Regions from separate parts of the Homo sapiens genome. Here region 1 is linked to region 2. The links are chromatin contacts, found by Hi-C or POLR2A ChIA-PET in ENCODE. All regions are on one chromosome and are shown on one strand. The core of a region is the stretch at or near the end of the contact, and the rest is flanking DNA. Distances in the headings are between cores, read along the strand shown. Region 1 has its middle 21 kb from the start of LEMD2. Region 2 holds the start of UQCC2 (ubiquinol-cytochrome c reductase complex assembly factor 2).

Evidence for each region. Hi-C counts contacts between places; a loop is a spot of excess contacts on that map. ChIA-PET counts read pairs that join two places held with the same protein, here RNA polymerase II (POLR2A). Pooled maps may share reads with other maps.
Region 1: a map of gastrocnemius medialis shows a loop between it and region 2 (2.7-fold over the local background). The contact joins the enhancer-like site here to the promoter of UQCC2 in region 2. A Hi-C loop is called at or near these places in 65 of 168 maps with a recorded cell type or tissue (A673, CD4-positive, alpha-beta T cell, CD4-positive, alpha-beta memory T cell and 35 more), 22 of 37 single-sample maps with no recorded cell type and 43 of 50 pooled maps. POLR2A ChIA-PET finds 5 or more read pairs at or near these places in 24 of 52 experiments (A673, AG04449, AG04450 and 20 more).

What each region holds. Positions count from the first base shown.
Region 1 is chr6:33,765,759-33,770,692 of GRCh38, reverse strand. No RefSeq gene overlaps it. Among named protein-coding and RNA genes, the nearest start is that of LEMD2, 21 kb to the left of the region's middle. RefSeq lists a silencer at 247-541 and an enhancer at 383-917. Within about 2 kb of position 1,937, at least 4 of the 41 ENCODE cell types and tissues checked have a DNase peak (open chromatin) inside an H3K27ac peak, as active enhancers do; they include gastrocnemius medialis and prostate gland, where a contact is called at or near this core.
Region 2 is chr6:33,709,609-33,714,174 of GRCh38, reverse strand. UQCC2 (ubiquinol-cytochrome c reductase complex assembly factor 2) reads left to right here and starts at 2,475. Exons shown (of 4, transcript NM_032340.4): 1 at 2,475-2,626. The coding sequence starts at 2,489. It overlaps LOC124901304 (a long non-coding RNA gene), which reads left to right and starts at 2,726. Exons shown (of 3, transcript XR_007059548.1): 1 at 2,726-2,867; 2 at 3,324-3,480; 3 at 4,412-4,566. RefSeq lists enhancers at 2,906-2,955, 2,982-3,879.

The sequences.
Region 1 (4,934 bases), core at 688-3,187, 57 kb before region 2:
TGCCCACCCATGCGGTCTGGCAGGCACATGAGGGTTCCCTTGCCAGGGCTGCTGAGTGTGCTTCTGGATCTCACTGCTGTCCTTCCTTTTGCAGAGGCCCCAAGGTCAGTCACCCCAAGAAGGCAGCCAGTCCTGCCATGCCCCATGGGGCTTGTGGGCTGTTGTGGTCACCTTTCCCGTTCACAGTGAGCACCAGCCTGTTATCCTCGTCACTAGAGTCACACAGTTGGGTCCATAGTCAAAGGACCTGGAAACGCAACTCGGGAAAAAATGAGCCTGTCTTTCCCTTTTCTGTTCCTCATGAAAGACTTTCCCTCTGCCACGTTTTGTTTTAAGCCGAGAAGGGAGCTAATGCAAGGCTCTATTTCTGTGAAGCTGTTTGGAGAGCAGGAGCGAGATCAAAATAAACTAAATAACAAAAGGCCCCTGCCAGCCCAGCTTCTTCCTTTCTGGAACACAGAGCGCCTTGGCGCAGAGGCCCCGAGGTGTGTCCTCGGCCTCACTCAGGCTGCAGACATTTCAGAGCAGGCTTTCCACCTTCCTCAGCTTCTCAGGGCCAAGTCCCCTTTCAAGCAGCTCTTATTTCACAAGGGACAGTATGGGGCGGTGGGTTTGTCCAAGGGCATCTGTGGGCTGGAGTGATTGCTGAGATCCCAGTTTCTCTGCCCAAATCCCTTCAGAGAGCTCCCTGGGCTGCAGACCTGTCTTTTCTCGGTGACAGACGGCCCTCTCGGGCCACAGTGGACACCGATAAAGAAGCTTCAGGGGCAGGGAAGGGGAGGCTGTACCCCACAAATCTCAGCCATGGACATCCACCAAGGAGCTCCAGGCCACCTTCCGGAGTCTCGACTCAAGAAGATGGTAAACATGGCCATTTGTCACTGACTTATCATAAGAGCTGCGGTAGCAGCTGTTCCCCCTTAATTAATACACCATTGACTTTGAGCCTCAAAAAAAAAAAAAATCCCTTTGCTGAGGCAGGTGTGTGGACTCAAATCCATTATCCTGTCGGTCTCCCCCAAAAGGAAGGCGCGGGAGAGCGGTTATACAGTTAAGTCACCCAACTGTTCCAAAACAGTCCTCCCCGGGCAGCCAGGCCAGCCTCTCCACCCATCCCCAGAGAAAGTTCTAGACACAAGCAGAGAGTCTGAACAGAGGGTCCCATGATGTGCAGGGACACAGAGGCAAGGGATGAGGGCAGGTGGGAGGACCCCGTGGGCACCATGCCACCTGGCGCCCCCATGTTTTCCCAGGAGTGACGCTGCACACGGGTGGGGGTGGAGGCCTAGGGCTCAGCATCCTCAGGACCAGCTCTGGCCTTCAGTGGCTGGGATCTTGGGCAAATCACTTTATCCCTGTATCTAGGTGAGTTACTACACAAGCCTCTGTCTGGCTCATTCACTGCTGTGTCCCCAGCAATCAGAACACTGCCAGGCCCACAGGAGGCACTCAATAAATATTCAAGAAATAGATTAATGGAAACCTCGATCCCAGAAGGAGAAGAACCTGGCAATGAGGTTTTTTTGTTTTGTTTTTGAGACAGACTCGCTCTGTTGCCCAGGCTGGAGTGCAATGGTGCAATCACAGCTCACTGCAGCCTCCGTCACTCAAGCAATCCTCCTACCTCAGCCTCCCGGGTAGCTGGGACCACAGGCACATGCCACCATGCTTGATTAATTTTGTCTTTTTGTAGAGACAGGGTTTTACTACGTTGCCCAGGCTGGTCTCAAACTCCAGGGCTCAAGCAATCCTCCTGCCTTGGCCTCTCCAAGTGCTGGAATTGCAGGCATGAGCCACCGTGCCCAACCTGGCACTGAGTTTCTAACGTCTGGATTCCTCCAGTTTCCTTTCAGGCTGGTTTTGTTTACTCGTGTTTCTTTTTCCAATCTGAGTGACTCTGATCTGCCACAGCCCCAGCCCTCCCACTGCCTTGCAGCACACACCCCGCCCCCTGCAGGCTATCTCTGGGAAGGCAGCCTTGTTCTGACCACAGAGGGGACCAGGCTGGACTGTATGAGATGGGACAAGTCTCCCAGACTAGCCAGACAAATTGGCCAGGAGCAGCTGTGTTTACTTGCATTTCCTTGAGTGGAACAGCCAGGGGAGCCCCGAGGACCTGCCTAGCCCCCAGCACCACATGACAGAAGAAGCCGTGGTGAAGATGGTCTAGAGGCCGGGCACAGAACCACACAAACTCCAGGATTTGTATAAGACGCTGGCCAGGAAGGCCCTCTAAAACATGACTTCTCACCAGCCCTGTGAGTGAGAGCTTGAAGCAGGTTTAACTTGGTTTCTAAAGAAAGTGATGGGATGTTTCTTCCTGCCAAGAGTGTGGCCCAGTTCATCACTGAGGCTCCTCCATGAAGTCAGGGTGATTGTCTCAGCATCGTGAAGGTGTGGTGAGATTCCAGGGACGGATGGCTATATTGCAAACCGTGAAAGCGTTACCCACTAAGGGACCAGGACTGGGCTGCCCTGGCCGGGCAGATAAGTAGGAACAGTCCCGAGTACAGTCTTGGAACAGGGAAAGAGCTGAACAACAACCTCTGAGAAGAAAGGGTAAAGGAGGTATCACTGATGATTACAGCCCAATTTCTAAGCTGCTTCTGTTTAGTAAGGAGACAGAGGAAAGTACAGTAATTTTCTTCAATGAAAACAGGCAACAGAATTCCCTTTGCCTCGTTCCCCTTGCAATTAAGCCCTTCTCTGCAAATGAAATGATTTGGTTTTCATGGGGACTAATTTAAGCACACTGGAAGGACCGCTGAACTTTCTGATTGCAAACACCAACATGTGCAAAACAGAATCCAGCAGCTATGCCAGGCTGGTGAGGCTGTCCCACCCGTGGAGCTGAGGGCTTGGATGGGGTGAGGGTGGATGAGCCCTGGCTGGAAGTCCAGCTCTGTCCCTAAGTCCATGACACTTCCCATGTGGCTGACCCTCTTCCTGTCTCCAGCTGCCATCTCCTCATCCCAAGTGAGAAAGTTGGACTAGATCTCAGCTGACAAACTCAGAAGTCTCTGACATACTTGGCAATGGCGGTGGGTTGAAGATGCCACACGTTCCTTGCCACTCCTTTCATCAAGAAGTGGAGTCTATTTTGTCTCCCCTGAATCTGTGCTGGCCCCATGACTGCACTGACCAGTGGAATGTGGTGAGAAGGACACTGGCCAGCTCCGGTCTGAGGCCTCAGGAGGCCTCGTTGCCTCCCCTTTTGCCCTCTTAGGCCTTGAGTCTCCATAGAAAGAGGTCCAGCTGCCCAGCTGGAGATGCCTTGTGGGGAGAGATGCCTGGCCAGCCCCACCGTTCCAGCATCCCAGCTGACACAACAGATGCGTGAGTGCAGCTACTCTGTACCAGCCCAGATGCACCATGTGAAAAGATAAGCTGTTCCCACCACACACTGCCCAAAGGGTGGAAGCATAAGTAAATAATGGTTGTCTTATGCCACCAAATTCCTATTATTACTTTTTAACTTGAAATAGTTTAAGACTCACAAGATGATGCAAAAATAGTACAGAGAGTTCGTGTGTACCCTTCACCCAGCTTCCCCCAATGATAATATCCCACATAACCACAACATACTATCAAAACAAGGAAACTGACCTTGATACAATCCTATTAACTTAGGTGCAGGCCGTATCTGGGTTTCAACAATTTTGTGTGTGTGTGCGTGCGTGTGTGTGTGTGTGTGTGTGTGTGTGTGAAGTTTTTATGAAATGTTATACCATGAAGCTACTAAGTTTGGGGGTAGACTGTTACTCCCAATAGATAATTAACACAAGAATGGACAAGATCCCCCAGAAACACAACTCAGACAAACTTCAGCACAAGGTGAATGTGCTGGCTCACGTAAACCAATCCACTAGAGGCAGGGTGGCAGGCCTCAGAGAAGCTCCACCCAGGGGCAGGGGAAGTATCAGGTCCTGGGCATGAGCCACATTTTCTAGAGGTCCCTTCTAGAGGACACATATGAGACGAAGGAGGGACCCACTTCCCAACCAATCCCTGGGATGGAGCACCATGGTGGGGCACAGGCGGGGGAGGACCGAGCCCCGTGCCTCCGTTGGGTCAGGGCACAGAACCATGCTTGGCGGCTGGTCAGAATCATAAGGGCACAGGGAAGAGGAGCAACCCTCAAAGGAAGGGATGGGCACTGGGAGCAGAAGAGGAGAGGGGAGATATGCATTGCAGAGCAAAGGAGAGCACCCAGGGCAAACCCTGGGTACGCAGACCCCAGGTGGGAGGGGAAGGACATTCTACACTGGACCCAGAATGAGCATCCAAGAGGTATTGTGGGAACTGGGGGCAACCCTGAGGGATAGGAACAGCTCATATACAGAGTAGTCACTGAAGCCATTTGCCAAAATTCTGGCACCAGAAAAGATTAGATTTCCCCACCCCTTTGAAAGTAGGCATGGCCATATGACTTGCTTTAGCCAAAGAAATGTGAACGGAAGCGACAAATGGCACTTCAAGACACAACCATTAAGAGCCCCTTCTTTGCCTCTGTCAGGGCATGGTGCTGCAGCTGGGGGCTGCCCCTCAGCCTGGGTCCCAGAGCAACAGCGACTGGGAGCAGGAGCTCTAGCTGCCCCATAAGGTACCGTGTGATCAAGAAACCAACCGATGTTGTCATAAGCCACCAAGAATCCAGGGTTTGTTACTGCAGCACCCGATGGCCCGTGATAGCCGGCACAGGTAACTGGCCATCGCCATCTTCCGTGAGGGGAGGACACACACTCGCATTGCAGTAGGGGAGGCGGGGGAACACCTGAGTCCTCTACCCACCAACATTCAGTGCCTGGAAGGTGGGGAATGGATGTGAAGACTCCGGAAGGCGTATCCAGGCCGTAGGATGTTTTGGCTCTGCTAAGCCTTGGTGCAGAGACCAGGGCAGTGTCTGGCAGATTCTGTAGTGAGGCACTGCAGCC
Region 2 (4,566 bases), core at 1,226-3,725:
CTTTCCTCAAATTAAACTCCTCCCTCTCTTTCCCATTGCCACCCCAGGCCTGCCTCTGGCTGTTCTTGGAGCCATCCTTGATCTTCTCCCACTCTCCCCTGAACAGCAGACATCTGTTTCTCCAAACTCTCTAGCATTGTCTAACACTTCAGTTAAAGCTCTCGTCATCTGTAACTTTGTGTCCTGGTTATGTACACATTCCCAGACTTGGCCATCAACTTCTTGAAGGCAGGACTCTCCTAGATTCACCTTTAAAATGTAGGTAAGGCAAGAAGGAAAAGGTTTGGAGGAAGCAAAGTTTTGTACACATTGGATGGTCTTGGCTAAATACAGGATAGTGGAGATATACGGGGGGCTGAGGCTTTCTTATGAAAAATGCAGATGGTGGGACAGTCTTTTGAGAACAAAAATTAGTCCACATGGTGATGTAGCTAGAGACATATAAGAGAAGACTTGATAAAACAAACACATTTTAATGGGAGAAAATATTCTGAAATCACATAGCTGTGAAGGGAGTAATATCTGGAATATACAGAGAACTCCTAAAACTCAATAACAACAACAACAAAAAAAAAACCCGATTAAAAACAGGTAAAGGACTTGAATAGATATTTCTCTGAAGATATACAAATGGCTGATAAGCACATAAAAAGATACTCAATATCACTAATCATTAGACAAATGCAAGTCAAAGCTACATTGAGATACAGCCCTCACCCATTATGATGGTTACTATCAAAAAACCAGAAAATAACAAATGTTGGTAAGGATGTGGAGAAATTGGAACCCTTGTGCACCGGTGGTGGGAGTGCAAAATGGTGCAGCTGCTGTGGAAGACAGTATGGCAGTTCCTCAAAAAACTTAAAATAGAATTACCATATGATCCAGCAATTCCGCTTCTGGGTATATACCAAAAGAATTGAAAGCAAGGTCTTGAGATGTCTGTACATCCATGTTCATAGCAGCATTATTCACAAGAGCTAAAACATGGAGGCAACCTAAGTGTCTATCAATGGATGTGTAAACAAAATGTGGTATATACATGCAACGGAATATTACTCAGCCTTAAAAAGGAAGGAAATTCTGACATATGCTACAAAATGAATGAACCTTGAAGTGAAAATATTATGCTAAGCAAAATAAGCCAGTTGCAAAAATACTGCAGGATTCCACTTACATGAGGTACCTAGAGTAGTCAAAATCATACAGACAAAATAGAATGGTCGTTGCCAGGGGCTGGGGGGAGAGGGGGAAATGGGGATTTATTGTTTAATGAGTATGGAGTTTCAGTTTTACAAGAGTTACGGAGATGGTGCGATGGCTGCACAACATTATTCAGTGCTATTTCATACCCATGAACTGTACACTTAAAAATGGCTGGCTGGGCACCGTGGCTCACGCCTGTAATCCCAGCATTTTGGGAGGCCGAGGCAGGTGGATCGCCTGAGGTCAGGAGTTCGAGATCAGCCTGGCCAACATGGTAAAACCCTGTCCCTACTAAAAATACAAAACATAGCCAGGCATGATGGCGGGCGCCTGTAGTCCCAGCTACTTGGGAGGCTGAGGCAGGAGAATCACTTGAACCCGGGAGGCGGAGGTTGCGCCATTCACTGAACACCAGCCTGGGCGACAGAGCCACAGAGCAAGACTCCATCTCAAAATAAATAAATAAATAAATAAAAGGTTAAGGCCAGGTGTGGTGGCTCACACCTGTAATCCCAGCACTTTGGGAGGCCAAGGTGGGAGGATCACTTGAGCCCAGGAGTTTGAGACCAGCATGGGCCACATAGCAAGACCTTGTCTAAAAAAAATGGTTAAGATAGTAAATTTTGTTATGTGTATTTTACCACAATACAAAATAATAAATTGTAAAGAAAAAAAAAGTTTTTCTAGTCTGAATCAACACAGTTGGCATTGCTCATGCTAGAAAACCTGCGCCTCCCAGAGAAAAATGTCTGGCTTATGAGGGGTAGGAAGGGGGGAACAGAAGGGATACTAACAGGGACTGGGCAGAGAAGAACAAGAACTAGGAAGCACTAAAGAAGGAATTGAGGCCGAGTACCAAGGGATAGTGACAGGTACGGGGGCACCCACGAACAACGTTCAAACATATTTTCATCCAGTAACCTGTATTTACATGCAAATATATTGGTTTATGCAAAACAGCGGAGGCCTCGGGGGAGGGTTTTTTAGTCTCAAGCTTGTGCAGTCATTGAAAAAGAGACGCAAAGCTGTCTCTGGGGTACTCCACGTCCGCCTTGCCCCTGGGAGCTGGGCCGGTTCCAGGAGGACGAAGACTGAATTAGCTCGGCTTGCAGAGAAAGGCGAGCAGCGCCCCTACACGGAGAGTAGCGGTGCGCCTACAAAGTCGCGCATGCCCACTCCGGCCTCCCGCTCCACTCCTAAGGCAGGCGGCGAGGCTTAGTGCGCAAGCGCCATTCGTCGGCGCCGACTCCTCCCGCTAAGGCGGGAACACGCGGGGCCCAAGATGGCGGCCAGCCGGTACCGGCGTTTTCTTAAGCTCTGTGAGGAATGGCCAGTGGACGAGACCAAACGGGGCCGGGACTTGGGCGCTTACCTGCGACAGCGGGTAGCACAGGCCTTTCGGGAGGGAGAGAATACCCAGGTGACCGGCGGGGAGGCGGCTGGGACGAGGGGAGGAAAGGACGAGGCAGGGGCGGGGCCAACGAGCGCGCTAGCAGGGGGATCTGCGCATGCGCGCGCCCTCTTTCCAGGCAGCACGTGAGCGCGGACCCCCTTTTTCCCCCAGGGAGCTACTGATAGCGACGCCCGTTGTATTCAGCGCTCTCCCCCGGCTGCACCTTGGAATTGCCGAAGAAGCTTTTTTTAAACTCCAGATGGGCCGGGTGCGGCGGTTCACACCTATAATTCCAGCACTCTTTGAGAGGCCGAGGCGGGAGGATCGCTTGAGCCCAGGATGACCTCCTGGGCAACATAGTGGGACTCCGTCTCTACAAATCAAAAAACAAACAAAAACTTCAAATGCAGAATCTCTAGGGGTGGGGTCTTGACCTCAGAGTTTTAAAAGCTCTCCAGGTGATTCAAGGTGCAGAGAGAGTTGAGACCCACACCACCAGTGGCAGCTGGTGACAGCCTCAGCTTTTTGCTTCCTTGTCACGGTAGCATTACCTCATTATTTCGCAGTGTTGTGTATTGACTGAGCTAATCCCCAGTTAACTCTGCAGGTCCCCGCTAAGCGTTTGCGTTCTTCCTGAGCCCCTGTAAGCCTGTGCAGCAGGTTTGGGTCCTCAGCTCACGCAGCTGTGTGTGAGTAGTAGGCCTATGTTCTTGCTTTCCTCCAGGTTGGCGCTGCAGCTCTGGGATTCATTCATTCATATAGCTCGTATTTATTGAGCACCTACCATATGCCTGGAACGGTGCTAGGGAAACAGCAGTGTTAAACAGGTGAAGTCCTGCCCGCATGAAGTTTTACATTGTAGTTCAGGACACAATAAGCAGGTAAGTGTACGTAAGACAGATAAGTACTGTGATCGATAGAAAATAGGGTAGCGTGATAAAAGGGTAATGTTATTAGTGGGGCCTTTCTGAGGAGATGACACATAGGTGAGACCTAAGGCAAGAGGATGAGCCAGCCATGTACACTTGGCGGGAAGGACATTCCAGACACTGCACATGTCCAGAGGCAGGAGGCAGATTGACATGTTTGAGGACAGAAAGAAAGCCAGAATGGCTGCAGGGTAGTAAGTAAGGTGGAGTTTGCTAAGGTGAAGGTCCGGAGCCAGGCACAGTAGGATATTATCTGTTCTGATTAGCTTTAGACCTCATTATAAGGCCAGTGAGAAGTCACTGGGGATGTTTAGTGAGGGGACTGATGTGCCCTAATTTACTTTTTAAAAGACTATTCTGGTTGTATGTGGTGAGTGGGCTATAGGGGGCAATAACAAAAAAAGAGGCTGGAGAGAAGCCGATTATGGTACTATAAGCGACAGATGGTGGGGGGTTGGATGAGGACGGCAGCACAGAAGATGGAAGTGGTTGGATTCAGGTTATGCGCAGGTTGAGTCAGCAGGACTTGCTGATATATGGGATGTGGGATAAAGGAAAAGAGAGGAACCAAAGATAGCACCTAGATATTTTTTGGCCTGGGCATCTAGGTCTAAGATGGTGCCATTTACTGAGGTAGGAATAGGTGAAGTGTAGGAAGAATATCTCGAGTTCGGTGTTAAGCAGGTTAAACCTGAGATGCCAAGTACACTGATTTCCAAGTGGCAATGTCAAGTAGGCAGTGCTATATTTGAGCCTGGGGCTCGGGCAAGAGACCAGAAATGAAATGAGATAATGAGATGCATATACACACAGTCTGAAGAAATGACTTGTGAAACTTGGCCAAGACTTGTTACAGAAGGAACATGGGTTTTTTTTTTTTCAGCTTAGCCCGAAACAGAGCCAAGCCAGCCCACCTAAAGGAGCAGGAGCACGCCCAGTGGCATCATTGTGACTGTACTGCTGATTGGCTGGCAGCCTGGGGAGTGTCTGGCCCAGGTTATACGATACCCAGGGCCCTCACATTATTCATGGTGGTCT